Regions from separate parts of the Homo sapiens genome. Here region 2 is linked to region 1. Evidence: chromatin loops called from intact Hi-C (ENCODE). Cell type or tissue: heart left ventricle. All regions are shown on one strand. Links, peaks and the distances in the headings refer to the core of each region. The heading gives the core; the rest is flanking DNA.

Region 1 (5,379 bases), core at 112-5,111:
TTAATTTCCAAGGACTCGGTTTTTTTCTTGACTATTTTCTGAAACAACATATTTTTCTTATTTTGAGGTTTCAATATCTTATCTGAGGATTTCAAATATAGGCGTGGAGATTTTTTTGTGTTGTTGTTGTTGTTGTATTGTTAAAATTTTCCTCCCTCCTGTAAAGTTTCTGTTTTATCCAGGTTTCTTTTTTTCTCTGTTAGTTTTGGTCTCTATCTTTCACATCAGAGACTGCAATCTGTTGTTGTTGGTTCATTTTTAAGAATGAGAGACTAAGAACCTGATGAAATGCTCTGAAATCATGGGTAGAGCTTATCAATTATGGAATGTTTTGTGGGGTGATCTGTCTGGGATGTTTCACCAGGAAATCTATAGTGCCAGTATCTTTTGATCTTTCCTCTTAGTCTAGTCAGATTTCTCAGAGAAGATACTTGGTCTTTTGCCTGGATGGTAAAATTGTCCTATCTTTTCTCACTGTTAGAAAAGTAATCCAGTACGGCACCCACTGTCAGAATCTGCAGGAACAGAATTCCCAGGCTCCCAAGCTGAGTCAGTTAAACAAACTTACCGTAGACAAGTGATAAATGTGTTCATTTTTTAAAACTATTGAAAGGGCAGTAGTGTACTTAAAAATTGATACCCAGTCATTTTTTTTTTTTTTTTTTTTTTTTTTTGAGACAGAGTCTCGCTCTGTCGCCCAGGCTGGAGTGCAGTGGCACAATCTTGGCTCACTGCAAGCTCTGCTTCCCAGGTTCACGCCATTCTCCTGCCTCAGCCTCCCGAGTAGCTGGGACTACAGGCGCCCGCCACCACACCTGGCTAATTTTTTGTATATTTTTTTAGTAGAGATGGGGTTTCACCGTGTTAGCCAGGTTTGTCTCGATCTCCTGACCTTGTGATCCACCTGCCTCAGCCTCCCAAAGTGCTGGGATTACAGGCGCGAGCCACCGCACCTGGCCCAGTCATTTAGGATTTTTACTCACCAATTTTTGTTGGCATTTGTTTCCATCAATTGCTTTTGCCAATGGCTAATAGTTGTACTCTTCCATAGTTGAGTTTACACACCTATATGGTCTGCAAATAACTGAGTGTTAATTAGCATTAATTGAGTGTGGCTATTCTCTACACACATTCCAGTCTGCTCCTTTTGGGTTCAGTCTGTCCACAAGTGCTACATGAGGAGTCTCTTAGAGTTGTAGCTTGTGCTGCTCCCTATTGGAGGGAATAACCCCATGCTTATTGAGGGCTGATCCTTGACTAGGAGGCGCCATTACAAAAAGAAACAGGATCAGGCTGGGCACAATGGCTCATGCCTGTAATCCTAGCACTTTGGGAAGCTGAGGCAGGTGGATCACTTGAGGTCAGGAGTTCAAGACCAGCCTGGCCAACATGGTGAAACCACGTCTCTATGGAAAATACACACACGCACAAAAATTAGATGTGTGGGGTGGTGCGTACCTGTAATCCCAGCTACTCGGGAGGCTGAGGCAGGAGAATAGCTTGAGCCCAGGAGATGGAGATTGCAGTGAGCTGAGATCATGCCACTGCACTCCAGCCTGGGTGACAGAGCAAGACTTCGTCTCAAAACAAACAAACAAAAAACTGCTCTGATCTGGAAAAAATAAATTCAATCAAAGATCTCTTAACTGATGTAGTAAATTTGTGTTTATGGTCATATTCAGTACTTCCCCGGCCTCCCTCCTCTTCCCCTTTATGATTTGATTCCCGGATAGTTTGTTCATAATTTATCTACCATTTAGTTAAAAAGAGTTTTCATTTTTACTTTCATCTTTCTGGTGAATTGTGAAATTATAAGTTCCTGTCCCAGTTTACTTAGTGGATTTTCATCAGATTGGTCACCATCATCATGTAGAACCTAAAAGGTAGAGGGAAATTTCATTTTAGACTCATATGTTTACTTGTTAGTTTAGACTCATTTGTTTACTTGTTAGTTTTCCCTTGTTTTCCCACTCTTTGTCCCAATCCTTCACTTGTATTTATCAAAGCAAAGTTCAAAATTCCTTATTTGTATTTATCAGATCCCTTCATAGGTAGCATCACCAGATGTACTTGGGGTTTTGGCAATTTATTGATGGGACTCTTACCTGTCCCCATTATTGTTACTCACTCTTTGGTCTGTCACCATGGAGTTATATGTTGGAAGCAATTAGGAGAGTAAATGGCTTGTGATAGAACAGTAGGCTTCCTCATGCATGTTCCTGAGTCAGTGAAAATCCTCAGCTATAAAGTGAGGAGTCAATGCCTCCACCCTCCTTTACTTGCTGCTTAGGAGATGGGCAAGTAGGAAGGGCCATTTTATATTCAGATTATAAACCCATTCTTGACAAATCAGATGCTAAGAAATCAGGAATGCTGTTTTTCTGTACATCTCCTTAGTGGTGGCTTTTACCGAATTCAGCATTAATTGTGACAACATAGTTTTGGCTCTGATGAGAGGGCAGCAGTGAAATATAACCTACCTTTAGGCCGGTGCCTCCAGGCACAGAAAAGGGTAGGGAAAGGATAAGCTCACAGGGCTGCTGTGAGTAGCACGTGCGTGGACTGCTAAATACGTTGGGTCCTCCCCCAGGCCAAGGCAGCATCCACTCCTCCACGGTCTCTCTGGTCATGTGACCACTTGTCTGCCTCTCTCATCTTATCAGAACATCTACAGCTTTGTTCCACGGGATTCTTCACTAGGGATCTGATGGCATCCACGTGAGGAACCAGGAGCTTAATTTTGTCCGCCAGTCAATGGAATCCACAGCCGGCAGCCAAGCCAGTGGCCTAAACATAAATCACTGCCTGCGAATTTGAATACAGGAAAGTCTTGTTTGCTCTCTAGAGCCCAGCTTCAAGTCATCGGTACTGCCTTTGGTTCTGCCCACTGGGAAGAAGCCCCTCATTCTCCTCTCCAAGTATCCCCCCCAGGCAGGGTATAAGGGGACCGCCACCGCTGGAGGTTTTAGAAGTGAGGGAGGCAAAGCCACCCACAAAACCGGCGGCAGCTCAGAGTCCACCGTGCTTCTCCGGCACCGATGCCGGGAGCCTGCAGGGGGCGCCCTTGCCCAGGCTGGCCTCCGCAGTGCCGGAGGAGGGACCAACCTCCGTGGGGCTGAGCTTTTCGATCTCTGGAGTTCCTCTTCAGCACTGGAGCTAGCTTTTGTTTGAACGTGACCGATTCCTGTTATACAGCTTGGGACCCCGAAGTACTTGATGTCCCTTGTCTTAGCTTCCATAAGCAGCTGGTAACTGACATTCAAAGGGAGCATCCTCAGGACTAGAAGCCACAGGCTAAGTCCTTCCCCTCCCTCAGGAATTCCCAGAAGGCTCCGGTCATCAGCAGTTAAGGAGACACACTTCATATTCTGATTGGTGATATGGACCCAGAGGAAGGGCAGCAGGCACTGTGGTCTGCAAGGCTTCGGAGGCAGTGGCTGGTTCGGACCGCATGCAAATTCTGATGCCCTTCTAATAATCTAATACCCAGATGTGGATCCAAGATGCCCATTAATATCTATGCCTGCTTTTTAGTGGTAGGGGGCTTGAAAAACAAAAGCCTCTATCTGGTCCAGGGTGAATTCCTCTAGCGGGCAGAGGCAGAGCCAAACTGCATCTTGGAGGGCGCCTGAATTTTCTCATGATTGATGGCACATCCCTTTCAGTCAAAAAAATCAAGGGAAGACAGAGCTTCAAGCACAGTTGTTTCTGAATTACCCCTAATTAATTTGTCATCGTTGTACAGAATAACTTCAGTATCTGAATTAGGCCACCTATTAAAATCCTGCTTTATCAGATTATGGCACATTGCCGGAGAATGGATATTTCACTTTGAAGGGAATTGCTGGCCTCGCCAAATGAAGGCTAGCTAAAAGTAGGGTTGTCAGATTTAGAAAATACGAATAGAGGGCACCCAGTGAAATTTGGGTTTAAGAGACATAACAAATAATTTTTTATTTAAGTGTGTTCCAAGTATTGCATGGGATGTACTTATACTAAAAATCAATTTGTTCTTTTTCTGAAATTCAAATTTAAGTGGGCATCCTGTATTTTATCTGGCAACCCTAACTGTAAAAAGAGAATTCAAACAATTTAAAAGACCTTAGACCTTCGGTACCATTGTAGAGAGATAATCACCATTAAGAGTTTGGGGTGTGTCTTTCCTTTTTTTGTTTTGTTTTTGAGATGGAGTTTCACTCTTGTTGCCCATGCTGAAGTGCAATGGTGCGATCTCGGCTCACTGCAACCTCTGCCTCCTGGGTTCAAGCGATTCTCCTACCTCAGCCTCCCGAGTAGCTGGGATTACAGGCATGCGCAACCATGCCCAGCTAATTTTATATTTTTAGTAGAGACAGGGTTTCACCATGTTGGCCAGGCTGGTCTCGAACTCCTGACCTCAGGTGATCCACCTGCCTCGGCCTCCCAAAGTTCTGGGATTACAGGCGTGAGCCACTATGCCCGGCTTGGGTATGTCTTTCCATAAACTATTCATGAATATACACAAATATTTATGTATGTTCAAATCCTGGTTCCTCCAATTGCTAGCTGAGTGACCTTGGAAGAGTTAACTAATCTCTCTGGATCTTAGTTTCTTCATCTGTAAAATGGGCATAATAATAGTATCTGTCTCATAGAGTGTTAATGGGGGTTAAATGAGTCTGGCATTTAGAAGGCACTGAATGATTGTCTGTTATCAATAATTATTATCAATAATGATAACTAGGCCGAGCGCGGTGGCTCAAGCCTGTAATCCCAGCACTTTGGGAGGCCAAGGCAGACGGATCACTTGAGGTCAGGAGTTCAAGACTAGCTTGGCCAACATGGCGAGATCCCGTCTTGGAAGCTGCAGCATGAGAACCTCTTGAACCCAAGAAGCGGAGGTTGCAGTGAGCCAAGATCACACCACTACACTCCAGCCTGGGTAACAGAGTGAGACTCTGCCTCAAAACAACAACAAAACACAAACACACACACACACAACATACACACACAAATAATATCACTAATATATATCATGTCTTAAAAATTTGCAAATGGAGGCCTACTCTATGAATTGTTCTATACCTTGCTTTTTTCAACTTTTATCTTGTTTATTCTTTTTCACAGATACATATGATTTTTTTAAAAAATTTAGTTCCTATTGATGATCATTTAGGTTATTTTCAACACTTTTTTGCATGTACTGCTGTGTAAGTACCACGTGCGCTAACCGATTGCACCACTGGAGCTCCGATTTTCAACACATTTCTATCTGAATATTGCTGCAGTAAACACGCTTGTGGTGAAATGATTGTATGAAAGTGCTTCCTCTGTGTAGTCTGGACAATGAGCCAGCCAGGACTCAGAGCTCCCCCTCCCTCACTTTTTTCTAGTACCCAG
Region 2 (5,379 bases), core at 203-5,202, 330 kb after region 1:
TACATTTCTGCTATTCAAGCAGTGGATGAACCACTTGGGTTCGTAAACCTTATGACTCAAACTGTGTCATAAACTCAAACTGAGTCATAAACCTTATGACTCAAACTGTGATTCAAGGGAGCACACTGTGACATACAGGTGTCTTACACTAAATCCTCCACAAAGTCTTAAGTCCACCCCGATTTATTTGCATTTTAAATCTGAATTTCCAAATTTGAGTAAGTAAGTTTACTTTTTTTTTTTTGACAGTCTTGCTTTGTTCCCCAGCCTGGAGTGCAGTGGCACGATCTTGGCTCACTGAAGCCTCCACTCCTGGGTTCAAGCAATTCTCACGGGTCAGCTCCTCTAAGTCCACCCCGATTTATTTGCATTTTAAACCTGCATTTTCAAATTTGAGTAAGTATGTTTACTTTTTTTTTTTTGAGACAGAGCCTTGCTTTGTTCCCCAGCCTGGAGTGCAGTGGCATGATCTCAGCTCACTGAAGCCTCCACTCCTGGGTTCAAGCAATTCTCACGGGTCAGCCTCCCAAGTAGCTGGGACTATACAGGTCATGCACCACCACACCTGGCTAATTTTTGTATTTTATTAGAGGCGAGGTTTCGCCATGTTAGCCAGGCTGGTCTCGAACCCCTGGCCTCAAGAGATCCGTCTGAGGCCCGCCTCGGCCTTCCAAAGTGCTGGGATTACAGGTGTGAGCCACTGCACCTGGCTGTATGTTTACTTTTTTTTTTTTTTTTTTTTGAGACAGAGTCTCCCTCTGTCACCCAGGCTGGAGTGCAGTGGTGTGATCTCAGCTCACTGCAAGCTCTGCCTCCCGGGTTGATGCCATTCTCCTGCCTCAGCCTCCCGAGTAGCTGGGACTACAGGCGCCCGCCACCACACCCTGGCTAATTTTTTGTATTTTTAGTAGGGACGGGATTTCACCTTGTTAGCCAGGATGGTCTCGATCTCCTGACCTCATGATCCACCCGCCTCGGCCTCCCAAAGTGCTGGGATTACAGGCGTGATGTATGTTTACTTTTCATGGTCAACAGAAAACTATAGAAGAACTTTCAAATTCTGGATTTCATACAGAAGTTTACAGAATTTTACAAAAATAAATTTGCTTTAAGTGGGGAATGCCTATTCAAGACCTTGATCTAGATTCTTTTGGAGGGTGGGGGGGGTGGGGAAGGGGGGTTGTTGTTGTTTTTAAACTAATAGAGACAGGGTCTCACTATGTTGGCCAGGCTGATGTTGATCTCCTGGCCTCAAGCAATCCTTCTGCCTTGGCCTCCTGAAGTGCTAGGATTATAGACATGAGCCACTGCACCTGGCCTCTTTTGGATTTTTTTTGTTTTTGAGACGGAGTCTCACTGTCGCTCAGGCTGGAGTGCAGTGGCGCGATTTGGGCTCACTGCAACCTCCACCTCCCGAGTTCAAGGGATTCTCCTGCCTCAGCCTCCCGAGTAGCTGGGACTACAGACCACCACGCCTGGTTAATTTTTTTTTTTTTTTTTTTTTTTTTTTAGTAGAGATGGGTTTCACCGTGTTAGCCAGGATGGCCTGGATCTCCTGACCTCATGATCCACCCACCTTGGCCTCCCAAAGTGCTGAGATTACAGGTGTGAGCCACTGCGCCTGGCCTTTTTTGGTTTTTGACTTTAATTTTAGCTGTTTACTTTAGACAACCTATACCAAATAAAATAGCTATTCCTCTAGAAACTGTGTGCCTTAGCCAGTGCTGTAAATTTAAAGTCTACTTCTGGAGGCCTAATTGGAAGATTTTTTTCTACTTTTATTCAGTCAGTCGATCCTCATGAGCCACCATTATTCCATACTGTATTATACAGGGGGAGGAGAGTGTATAAAGATGGCTGTACATGATTCCTTCCTGCCAAGGAATTTAATACCTAGAAAGACATATGGGGGCCTTGGAACAGATTCAATTCCAGGATTGAGAAGAGACCTATCAATATTCGGAATCCTCTCACCATCACCCACATGTACACAGCAATTTATAGCGGGTGCTCAGCAACTATTTGTTCAATGAGTTAACTCGCCAGTCCTCCAGGTACGCTCATCCATGTGTGCATTTGGCAGAGAGAGAATGTGTGTGTAAATCCTGAATTCCATTTACTCCCTATCTACCATCCTCAGCCACCGCCAGCGAGCTGAGATGTGCTCTAGGAATGTGGATGAGAGTTCATGTTGACACAGCAAAGCATAATTAGGAAGACATTTTAAGAAATTGAATAATATATTCCTAAGAGAACCATAAGTGATCTTTGAATTGTAGATATCCCTGTGTAAAGGAGCCAAAGGGCCAGTCGTGATGGCTCACTCCTGTAATCCCAGCACTTCGGGAGGCCGCGGCGGGTAGATCACCTGAGGTCAGGAGTTTGAGACCAGCCTGACCAACATGGAGAAACCCTGTCTCTACTAAAAATACAAAAATTAGCCAGGCATAATGGCGCATGCCTGTAATCCCAGCTACTCGGGAGGCTGAGGCAGGAGAATCCCTTGGACCCAAGAGGCAGAGGTTGCAGTGAACCGAGATCAAGCCATTGCACTCCAGCCTGGGCAACAGGAGTGAAACTGTGTCTCAAAAAAACAATAATAATAAAAATAAATATAAAAAAAGGAGCCAAAGAGCTGATTACTTCCTTTATGTACGAGAGGATCTTTTGGAAAGGACTGTCTTTAAAAACAGAACAACTGGCACAATCAAAATATGATTAACTGTAAAATATTTGATGTATCTATGTTTATTTTTTCTGGACATAAAGCAAGGTTTACTTGCATCAACTATCTAGAATCATTGGACTCCTGCTCCTCTACATGAGGTTGGGTGTCTGGAAGTTTAGGCTGTAGGAAAGAGACCCTTAACGGATAGGCCAAGCTTCAGAACGCTGTCCCTGCCCACACCTCATGCCAAAGAGCACTGTTCACAGCCCTACTCTGGGCAAAACCTGATGTTGCCCCTTACAATGAGTTCTACCTAGGCCCTAGCAAGTCGGCACTTGATCCCAAACCATTAGGCCCCTAGGCCGTGTGGTGACACATTTGGCTCAGCCCAGGAAGATGAGAGAACCAAATCAAATTTCCACATTTGAGAGTATGAATGGAGAAACTTGATGAGCCAAAAGCAGAGAGCAGTGGCCATGCAGAGTCCTGAGGGAGCAGAAACTATTGGTAAGCAGTGAAAGCCCATCATTAAAAAGAACACATTTGGCCTCAGGAGTGAAGAGGGTATCCAGTCCCTAAGACTGTTTAAAGCATACCTTTCCAGTTCCAGGAGCTGTCCAGACCACACAGGTCTTTAAAAATAAGCCCCTATTTCTTTTGGAGTGGTGCTAGGGTGGTGGGTATTTCTAGTCCTATTATCCAAGAGATTTAAATAGAACCGAACCTCATCATAGAATCAGCACCAGCCCACTGCAGAGGTAGAAAAGGCACTGCTTTTAAGATGGTTATTGGTTTAGCTGTAACTAACTTACCATATGACCCTGAGTGAGTCATTTCACCTTGGGTTCCTCATCTATAAAATGAGGATAAAATCCATGTCTTCTGGTGTGGATCAGAGTAGGTAACTTAGGTGAAAGTCGTTTGCAAGCACTATAGTTGCAGAACACTCACCCAGCTGAGGCTACTCAAAGGGGACAGAGGCAGGGTGAAGGGCCTCACGGAAGTGCCATTTGGACAAACCGATGCAAACTTTGGAAGCAGGAACAGAGTTGGGAGTGGGGAGGCTGTTGGAAAACCCCATTGGCTGAGAGAAATCCCCTTAAGTGTCACAATTCAGAGAGAGAGACTGATTCTGAGAAGGGCACTGGGCAACCTGCCAACATGGGGCATCACCGAGTCCAGCAGAAGGGCACACAGGTGAGGCCGGGTGTGGTGGCTCAAGCCTGTAATCCCAGCACTTTGGGAGGCCAAGGTGGGCGGATCAGGAGGTCAAGAGATTGAGACCAGCCTGGTCAACATGGAGAAACTCCGTCTCTACTAAAAATACAAAAATTAGCTGGGCGTGGTGGCGCATGCCTGTAATCCCAGCTACTCAGGAGGCTGAGGTAGGAGAATCACTTGAACCCAGGAGGTGGAGGTTGCAGTGAGCCAGGGTCATGCCATTGCACTCCAGGCTGGGCAACAAGAGTGAAACTCCGTCTCAAAAATAAATAAATAAGAAGTGCACACAGGTGAAGTGTGCTGTTTCCATACCCTGTTGCAAGGCCACACTGGAATCTCTGCCACACCTCAACACGGACTGAATTCTAGTAAACAGAGGCCAGCCTGAGGGGCAGGAAAACTGGTTTCTGCTCCTAGACCTTTTCTATCTCCTAGATAGGTGTGATGTTGGGCAAATCATTCTGCCTCTTCTTTGGTTCTCTTGCCTGCAAAATAGGGTAGTAATAACTATTTGTGGGGAGAAAAAAAAAACAACTTTATATTTGTACAGTTCTTTATTTGGATGCTATAAAATATTCTCATAAACTTGATCTTTTTATTTTTAATCTTCTCAACAACCTTGTGAGGCAGGTGAGGTAGAAACTTAATGGCACAAATAGTGGATGACATCTATAGTGTATCATTACATGGCAGTATTGTACTAAACACCATATATTGGTATTGCATTGAATTCCCAAGCAACTATTGGAAGCAGGAACTACTGTTATCTTTTTTTTTTTTTTTTTTTTGACATATGAGCAAACTGAGGCTGAGGGTAAGGAAGTAACTTGCTCAAAGTCACTCAACTAACTGGTAAGCCTGGGATTAGAAACCAGATCTGATTATAAGGCTAGAGTTTTCCATTAGGCTAAAATGCATATGTGAAAGCACTTTGGGGAAATAAAGCTTAGAAATGTGAACAAATGGGCCAAGTGCAGTGGCTCATACCTGTAAAACCAGCACTTTGGGAGGCCAAGGTGAGAGGATTGCTGGAAGCCAGGAGTTTGAGACCAGCCTGGGCAACATAGCAAGTCTCTGTCTCTACAAAACAATAAAAATAAAATAAAAAATGGTCGCAAACACCTGTAGTTTTAGATACTCCAGAGGCTGTGGTGTGAGGATCACTTAACCCCAGGAGTTTGAGGCTGCAGTGGGCTATGATCAAGCCAGTGCTCTCCAGCCTGGGCAACAGAGCGAGACACTGTCTCACACACACACACAAAAAAGACAATATAGTATTATAGAAGCAGACTTTAAGATGAGGAGAAAGTAAAAGGAAAAATAAAAATAAATTTTTAAAGATTTGCACAAATGGAATAAGTTTTTTTTTTGGAGACGGAGTCTCGCTCTGTTCCCTAGACTGGAGTGCAGTGGTACAATCTCAATCTCGGCTCACTGCACTCTCTGCCTCCCGGGTTCAAGAGATTCTCCTGCCTCAGCCTCCCAAATAG

What was found. Hi-C counts contacts between places; a loop is a spot of excess contacts. Peaks named below come from ENCODE experiments on the same cell type or tissue, not always from the same donor. Only the 100,000 strongest peaks of a DNase experiment are listed, where the experiment ranks them.
Region 2: a loop joins it to region 1, with 3 times the contacts of the local background. A loop is called at or near these places in 44 of 110 quality-filtered maps.

What each region holds. Positions count from the first base shown.
Region 1 is chr6:42,545,441-42,550,819 of GRCh38, reverse strand. It overlaps LOC124901317 (a long non-coding RNA gene), which reads right to left and starts at 3,795. Exons shown (of 2, transcript XR_007059578.1): 1 at 2,481-3,795; 2 at 1,648-1,876. RefSeq lists an enhancer at 2,748-2,927. In heart left ventricle, for the core only: a CTCF peak has its summit at 3,052 (motif pointing right); DNase peaks (open chromatin) are centred at 2,579 and 3,049; H3K4me3 peaks cover 1,013 bases; H3K27ac peaks cover 301 bases; H3K27me3 peaks cover 400 bases.
Region 2 is chr6:42,219,387-42,224,765 of GRCh38, reverse strand. It overlaps LOC105375061 (a long non-coding RNA gene), which reads right to left and starts at 27. Exons shown (of 4, transcript XR_001744122.2): 1 at 1-27. RefSeq lists an enhancer at 180-259. In heart left ventricle, for the core only: no CTCF peak of the experiment used is centred there; no DNase peak of the experiment used is centred there.